Regions from separate parts of the Homo sapiens genome. Here region 1 is linked to region 2. A link is a loop called in an ENCODE intact Hi-C map of the cell type or tissue named here. Cell type or tissue: PC-9. All regions are shown on one strand. Links, peaks and the distances in the headings refer to the core of each region. The heading gives the core; the rest is flanking DNA. Region 1 overlaps FOXP2 (forkhead box P2). Region 2 has its middle 20 kb from the start of MDFIC.

Region 1 (4,406 bases), core at 194-4,193, 350 kb before region 2:
GAGTACTTTTCTGTGTGTTCAATTATATATGTAAGGTTTTTAATGAAGAAAAATAAAATAAGGAATATTTAGAAATATAATTATATAGAGGTCAGGACTGTGAAAATTGCTTTTCTCACAATCACTATAACTTAGCTTTATCGCCTAAATTATATAGTAATAAAAATTGTTTTTATACTCCTAGAGTAACCAGTCTGTTCTTGGTAAGAGATTGCAATACATTTATCTAAATAGAAAATAGTTCTCTCTCCCAGTCACTTTTGAAACAGTATTTCCCTAGTATGTTTGAAGCCATGTGTGGAAGCATTTTAGATACTGTGAAATTAAAAAAAAACTGACAAAGTATTTTAGGAAAAACCCTTGATCCTATTTATTTATTGTAATAGCTGCTCTTCATTCAAACAAACATCAGTGAGTTATGGAAACGAATATAGAGCTGGAGTTAGGATACCCAAGTCTTAACCTGTTACAAAATGCGAGCACTTGGCAAGTTCTTTAACTCTCCTGAGCCTCAGTTTTCTCTTACGTGATGAGGATTGCTGCATAATATACATGAAAATGTCTTAGAAATGTAAACTTCAATTATTTTGTTTAGTATTTTATTTTTCACATACTATCTGAGCTCTTGTAAAAATAAAATTCTGAATGAAATACTGAACTAAGAATTCAGCCATTTAATGTTTACCTCTTCAGACTTCAACATCACTTAAACACATTGACTTCCTTTGTTGCTCCAGTTCATTAATGTACATGCTCTCATTAATTTTTCAAGAAATAAATAACATCTTTAGAAATCTATAACTTCATTTTCTTTTCACAATAGAAGATTAAAGAGAGACAGTTTTGTTGACAGATTACATCTTATATTCCACCAGCTAGAATCTAGCTGAATAATTTAAGTATATGAACTAGAAGAATATGTAACAATAATAAACTGACTTCCTTTTGATAGCTCTGAGTATGTGTTTGAATACACATAAAAACAAGCTGGATCCTTTAAAAGATGAAAGTAAAGTTCTGTTTATTAAATTTTGAAATATTTGCTAAACATAAATGGAATCCAGTTTTGAAAAAGGAAATATCAAAAAGATACCACAATGATCTATGCTGCAAACACACTTTCAGATAATCTATAGAATTTTGCTCTGTTCTTCATTAATGGATTTGCTATTGATCATCTGATTGCATTCCTTATTGATGTTTTCTAGGTATATTTTTATTGTGCTTTTAAATCTTTTTCATATAAACAAAATACATATTACTTAAAAACCTCTAGAAATAAAAATCTCTATTATTATGTCAATAACAGAGGATACCAAAAATGTAAGGGATAGCATTATTTGGTATTATGCTTATTCCTCTTTAATATTAACCAAATTTTAAATATGGCTTCTAAAAATTTTTACCATTTTTAGGGTCAGGAAACATTTAAAAAATAAAATATCTTCAAAACATTAGATGTATGGATTACTGTTTGGAACATCCAAATGCCCTTTCAGATTAGTGTGATATGATTTGTCTTGCAGCTGCTTCAAATTAAGAACAGGTGTAGAAAACAGATTATGCAAATACTCATATTAATGTAATTGTCAAATTGGTGTGTTTACCATTGTGCTTTTAAAGAGTAGACTGTACTTCTATTTTAAATGTAAATTAGCTTTATTCTTCAGAGCAGCTATTGGCTAATGAAACTTGGTTCTGCCTTAGAAATGAGTAATTTCTAATAGTAACACAGTTCTAAAATTTGACATTTTCTTTCCCAGTAAACTTATTTATATGTAAAAATGACAATTCTGTATTATTTTTAGTATGTGTATAATCATTATGATTTTTTGAAAATTTAAGTTGATTCTGGACTACTATTTTCTTTTATTGTGGTAGGTAGTGATTACAATGATAGCTTTTGATCTCCTAACATATTTTCTAATTTAGAACTCATATTAGCTTTTCATCTTTATAGATCTAAACTGTCAATAAATTAAGTTCTTTCCAGAAATTGCATTACATTTATTTTAATACTAATTTTTTTTCATAGCATCTAGTTACTTTCAATAGTATTTTAATGTTAAAAATGCTTAAATTCTAATTTTGGTGTTTTGCGTTTTACTACTAGTTCATCCACGTATCTGTATGATGATTTTGTGATTGCCTAATGTCAGGATTCAGACACGTGTATCTAAAAAAGGGCTTCCTCTTAGTCCCTGGCTAGTCTTCTAGGCTCTTTAATGACAAGTAGTATGAGTCATCATATCTACATGCGTGACTAGGGCCAGCGAAAAAGAAGACCAAGGAATCAACCAGAGAGGTTTCACAAGTCAGATGTTCCCATTACTTTTTTAATACTTTTTTCTCTAATAAAACAGAGATCCTGAAGCATTTATAATTTTAATTTGCTTTGGTAGCATATATTTAGTGCTTACTTTGTGTACCTGGTAATGTATTTATTTATGCTCTTTCATTTCACAGAATAGGCACCTGAGGCTTAGAAAGGTTAAATTACATTATCTACAGTCAAGTAGCTGGTAGTTTGAGCTGGAAGTGAATTCAAGTCAGTCTGATTCGAAACCATGTGCCTTTTACTCCTTTGTTACAGATAATATAGTGCCTCTTAGTTGCTGTTCAGGTTTTTCATTTTCATTTTTAGAAAATGAGATCAAAGTAATGACAAGGGGATGACAAGGTATTACATGTGAATATTATCTTTTCTTGAATGTCTTCATTTTATGAAACCCAGGTATATTGTTTTGTGGTTAAGATAGAGCAAAGGGGCTGGGCACAGTGGCTCATGCCTGTAATCTCAGCACTTTGGGAGACTGAGGCGGGCAGATCACCTGAGGTCAGGAGTTCGAGACCAGCCTGACCAACATGGTGAAACCCCGTCTCTACTAAAAATACAAAAATTAGCCAGGTGTGGTGTTACATGCCTGTCATCCCAGCTACACGGGAGGCTGAGGCAGGAGAGTCACTTGAACCCAGGAGGTGGAGGTTACAGTGAGCCAAGAATACACCACTGCACTCCAGCCTGGGCAACAGAGCAAGACTGTCTCAAAAACAAACAAACAAAAAAACAAACAAAAAGATAGAGAAAAGGAAGGGATGAAAGTTACATGGCTCCACCATGGAGGGGATCTCCATCATCACTACGAATAGAAGATTCTACAGGAATGACTCTGAATCTCTTTATTCCCTTGTCTTCTATACCTCCCTCATCTCTACCTGTCAGGAACCACTGCTGACATGGCAGTGGACTTGGTAATGAAATTAGATGTTTACTCAGCAATATATGAGATAACTTTTAATATGAAAGAAAAAGCAAATGGCAGTGATGGACTACTACTACTGGAGTTTTCTTGGCATCATGAGAATTTTCATGTCAAATGGTAAGAAGTTTTTTGCTGGAGTTTTAGTTTTTAAATCACTAGTCCTCTTCCTCCAGGTTTCTTCCCCCTACATCACATCAAAATGAGGAGGGGTAAGAGGCTTATAGGGACCAAATCATAATCAGAGATGCCAACAAGATAAGCTTCTGTATATGCTACATGCAGTCTCTATTCCTCATTTATCCTTATTGGCAAGAAAAGGAGCTGCCACTGAGACCAACACCAGATAAGCAGAAGCTGATCCAAGGGCTGCTGCTGCTTCCCCTGCAGGGATCAGAAAAGGAACTACCACATCCTCCAGTCCCTGCATACATTCCTAGGGGTGATCATAATCTGAATTGCTCCCCCCTAAGGAGTAAAGCATACAGTAAAAGAGATGCTGGTACTTTGTGAATTTGGAAAAAAATTATAATATGATAGTGTTTTTCTTTACATATAATAGATATTGCAGTGAATCTTCATGCTTCATTCATTGAATCAAGTTCTAATCCAAAAATACATTCCAATGGAAAAGACCACCAAAAAGTAATTAAAGGGTTTGCCTCATCCACAAACTCTGAGGACATCCATGGTCAGTTCTTCTATGAAAGCATAATACCCTATATAAGCACAGCATTTATTGATGCTGATAAGCTTTCTGATTAAGTTCACAACAAATGCACTTCAGAATTATTTTGAATAGTTTTTTCTAGTTTATTGCTTAAAAGTATATCTCTATAAGAATATCAGATACAGTGAGATTTCTATTAAGAAAAAATTAGTAACTTTAAAGATCTTTTGTATTGTTTTTTGAAAAAACTGTAAAACAAGCTAAATGCTATATAATACATCTACTCTGTTACTATGCTGTTTTATTCTGCCTACTATATTATTTTCCTTTTTTTAGTAATTTTATTTTTCATTTCTTGAAATTAATATGTAAAATACAGTTTTTACATTAAGCAAGAAAGACTTTTGCTTGAAAATTAATAAATCTCTACATTAAATTCTTGGGCTCAAACCCTGTTTTCATACATTGTTGGACAA
Region 2 (4,406 bases), core at 304-4,303:
AAGAGAAAGACAATCAACAGAGACTGTATTAGTTTCCTGTTGCTGCATAACAAATTATACAAATTTAACCACATGAAACAATATATATTCATTATTTCTTAGTTCCTATGCCCAGGAAACTAGGCACAGCTTAACTAAATCCTCAGTTCAGAGTTACAAGGATATAATCAAGGTGTTCAGCTGTGCCGAGTTCTCATCTAGAAGCTTTACTGGGGAAGAACCTGTTTCTCTAGCTCATTCCAATTGTTTGCAGAATTTATTTGTATGACTGTGGGCCTGTTAAGCTGTCCTTTTGTTGCTATACCTAAGACTGGGTAATTTATAAAGAAAAGAGGTTTAACTGGCTTACAGTTCTGCAGGCTGTGCAAGAAGCATGGTGCTGTCATCTGCTTCTGGTGAGGGCCTCAGGAAGCTCCCAATTATGGTGGAAGGTGAAGAGGGAGCAGGTATATCACATGGAGGTAGCAGGAGCAAGAGTGAGAGTGGTGGGGGGTGCCACACACTTTTTAATAACCAGATCTTACAAGAACTCACTATCACAAGAACAGCAACAAGCTATGAGGGATCTGTCCCATGACCCACACACCTCCCACCAGGTCCCACCTCCAACATTGGCAATTACATTTTAACATGAGATTTGGGGGAACAAATATCCAAACTGTATCAGAGGGCTCCAACTTTTTACTAACTATCAACAGGAGGCCACTCTCAATTCCTAGAGGCTTCTAACAGTTCTTGGAGGCCACCTGCCACTCCTTGCCACATGGGCTTATACAGTATAGCTTTTTACTTCATCAATAATTTATAGAATTATAAAGAGAAATAAATCAATCTATCATCACAGTAGAATATTGGATCTGGTATTTGAATTTACCCTACTTATGAGAAATTAGCCAACTACTGTTTCATGGATGCTGACTGAAAATACAAGGCTCTTGGGTCAGAAAAAAAGGAATTATTTTTCATGGCAAGCAGCATAAGCATTAGCATACTTCTATCAGTTCTCTTTGCCCCCAAGTCTCATGAGGGAAACAGGATGGGCTCAGATGGGTGCATAATGTATCTCAGAAATTCAGACTGGGGAAGCCACTGCTTTTATTACAAGCAGTAGGTGAGTACGCAGCTTTTCTGGAGGCTGGGGGATGGCACTTTTTCTCTCAATGCTATCAGTGACATTAACAACCCCCAAAAATGGCCCAGGTAAAAGAAGGATCAGAGCTTTGCAGTATTGGCACACCCAGCAAAATACATAGGAATGCAAGAGGTCCAAGGAGAACTGTATCTCACAAAAGATATTTTTAGCACCACCTTCTCAGAAATTTATAGAAAAAACTACACAAAATATCAGTAAACACACAGAAGATCTGAAAAATATTATAAAATTTGAACGAACTGATATTTACAATACAAAATATTAAGTATAGCACTCATGGTATGTTTACTAAGAGCATTTGCAGGGCAGTTAAGCAAATCACAATATATTTAAAAGAAATTAAATTATGCAAGGTATATTCTCTGAGCGGAGTAAAATCAAGTTAGAAATTTGCAACAATAAGGTATTTTACTAGTCAGGGTTCTCTAGAGGGACAGGACTAATAGAATAGATGTAGATATGAAGGGGAGTTTATTAAGGAGTATTGACTCACACAGACATAAAGTGAAGTCCCACAATAGGCCATCTGCAAGCTGAGGAGCAAGGAAGACAGTCTGAGTCCCAAAACCTCAAAAGTAGAAAAGCCAACAGTGCAGCCTTCAGTCTGTGGCCAAAGGCTCCAGAGCCCCTGGAAAACCACTGGTGTAAGTCCAAGATTCAAAAAGCTGAAGAACTTGGAGACTGATGTTCAAGGCATGAATCATCCAGTGAGGGAGAAAGATTGAGGCCAGAAGACTCAGCCAGTCTAGTTCTTCCACATTCCTCTGTCTGCTTTTATCTTAGCTGTGCTGGCAGCTGATTAGATGGTGCCCACCCAGATTGAGGGTGGGTCTGCCTCTCTCAGTCTAGTGACTCAAATGTTAATCCCCTTTGGCAACACCCTCACAGACACGCCTAGGAACAATATTTTGCATTCTTCAATCCAATGAAGTTGACACTCAATATTAGCCATCACAGATACCCAGGAAAACCTTGAACATTTGTAAAATAACAACTCACTGATAAATAATTCATGGGTCTTAGAAGACATTGCAATGAAAATTAGATAATATTTTTAACAGTGATATTGAAAATACAATATGTCAAACTTGGTGATACAGAGCTAAAGCAGTGTTTAGGGGGAAAATAATGGCTTTAAATATTTCTATGTGAGAAGAAGAAAGTTCCAAATCAATGATGCACCTTAAGAACCTAGAAACAGTAGAGCAAATTAAACCCATTATGCATAGAAAAAAAAAGAAAAATATAGAGTAGAAATCAATGAAATAGACCAGCAACCAAGAAAATTTTAGAATTAAAAAGTGGATTCTTTAAAAGGAACAATAAAATTGATAAGCCCCTACTAGACAGAACAAGAAAATACAGAAAGATAGAGAGTGTGGGTAATATCAAGAACAAGTGATGGATTATCATGGCATATCCTATGCATATTAAAAGAGTAACAGGAGAATGTTAACGATAACATTGTGCCAAAAATTTTAACTTCTTGAAATACAGTTTACCAAAACTGACACCAGATAAAACAGAAAATCTGTGATCTCAGTGCAGGCAAAATTTTCTTAGAAAAGACATACAAATATACAATAACACTTCAATAGAGTTTTTGAATAAAATGCAGACTTGGGAAGTAGATTCTTGGTACTATATTTGTTTTCTAACCATAGAGCTTTAAATACATGCATTAAGAAAACTCTAGAGAATATCACAGAAAGGTTATGATGATTAAACACACTATGGAAGGAAGCTTCTGATATGGTTCCCAATGATCCCCACCACTTACTATTTACCCCCTCATGCGATCTACTCTTCTTTAGGGTAGGCTACACCTAGTCACCTGCTTCAAACCAACAAATATGACAAAAGTGATGAGATATCACTTGTGTCTTCAGGTGTCTTCTCCCTTGCTCACACTCTTTCTGGCACTCTCTTGCCCACTTTCTCACTTGCTCTGATGAAGCTACGTGTCACGTTGTGATATTTTATAGAGAGGTACATATAGCAAGAAATTGCATGAGGCCTGTAGTCAATAACTTATGAAAAACTGGCACCTTAGTCCAACTATGCATAAGAAAGCATTATGTCAACAATCTCATAGGTGAGTGTATTAGTCAGGATTCCCTGGAGGGACAGAACTAATAGGATATATATATCCTATTAGTATCTATCTATATATATATCCTATGCTTTTATATATATATCCTATATCTATCTATATATATATCCCCTATATATATACATAAACTCCCATACATATATATATATATGTATATATGTATTAACTTACACAATCGCAAGTTTCCACAATAGGCTATCTGCAAGCTTGAAGAGCAAGGAGAGACAGTCTGAGTCTTAAAACGGAAATACTTAGAGTCTGATGTTTCAGGGCATGAAGCATCCAGCATGAGAGAAAGATGTAGGCTGGGAGGCTAGGCCAGTCTAATCTTTTCATATTTCTGCCAGCTTTAAATTCGCTGGCAGCTGATCAGATTGTGCCCACAGGATGAAGGGTGGGTCTGCCTTCCCCAGCCCACTGACTCAAATGTTAATCTCCTTTGGCAACGACCTCAGAGACACACCCTAGGTCAATACTTTGCATACTTTAATCCAATCAAGTTGACATTCAGTATTAACCATCACAAGTCCACCCCTTTCTCTTTCTTTTTTTTTTTTTTTTTTGAGATGGTGTCTTGCTCTTGTCACCCAGGTTGGAGTGCAAATGGTGCGATCTTGGCTCACTGCAACCTCCGCCTCCCTGGTTCAAGTAATTCTCCTGCCTCAGCCTCCTGAGTAGCTAGGATTACAGGTGCCAGCCACCACACCCAGCTAATTTTTGTATTTTTAGCAGAGGCAGGGTTTCCCCATGTTGGCAAGGCTGGTCTCGAACTCTTGACCTCAGGTGATTCTTCCGCCTCGGCTTCCCAAAATGCTGGGATTACAAGCATGAGCCACTGTGCCTGGGCAAGTCCACCCCTTTTCAACTTGAACCCATACACAACTCCTGAGATCACATATAATCTTCAAATAAAGACAATAATGTCATAATTATGCCTAACATAATACAACTGTCCTTTGTACAACCAGAAATGGACCAATCCCCAACCCAAATGCTATTACATAAAGTTAACAATATTTAAATGCTGATATGAAGTCAATAAATCTTATGTCACATGATAAAGGAAAAGAAAATAAAATGAAGATATTTTCTTAGTACAAGTGTATACATGGACAAACATATTTTTAACAAAAGAAGGTG

Evidence for each region. Hi-C counts contacts between places; a loop is a spot of excess contacts. Peaks named below come from ENCODE experiments on the same cell type or tissue, not always from the same donor. Only the 100,000 strongest peaks of a DNase experiment are listed, where the experiment ranks them.
Region 1: it touches region 2 in a loop (2.8-fold over the local background); 2 of 110 quality-filtered maps call a loop at or near these places.

Annotation. Positions count from the first base shown.
Region 1 is chr7:114,552,748-114,557,153 of GRCh38, forward strand. The region is part of intron 3 of FOXP2 (forkhead box P2); the gene reads left to right. Among named protein-coding and RNA genes, the nearest start is that of MIR3666, 98 kb to the right of the region's middle. In PC-9, for the core only: no CTCF peak of the experiment used is centred there; no DNase peak of the experiment used is centred there.
Region 2 is chr7:114,900,091-114,904,496 of GRCh38, forward strand. No RefSeq gene overlaps it. Among named protein-coding and RNA genes, the nearest start is that of MDFIC, 20 kb to the right of the region's middle. In PC-9, for the core only: no CTCF peak of the experiment used is centred there; a DNase peak (open chromatin) is centred at 1,931; H3K4me3 peaks cover 461 bases; H3K27ac peaks cover 1,149 bases.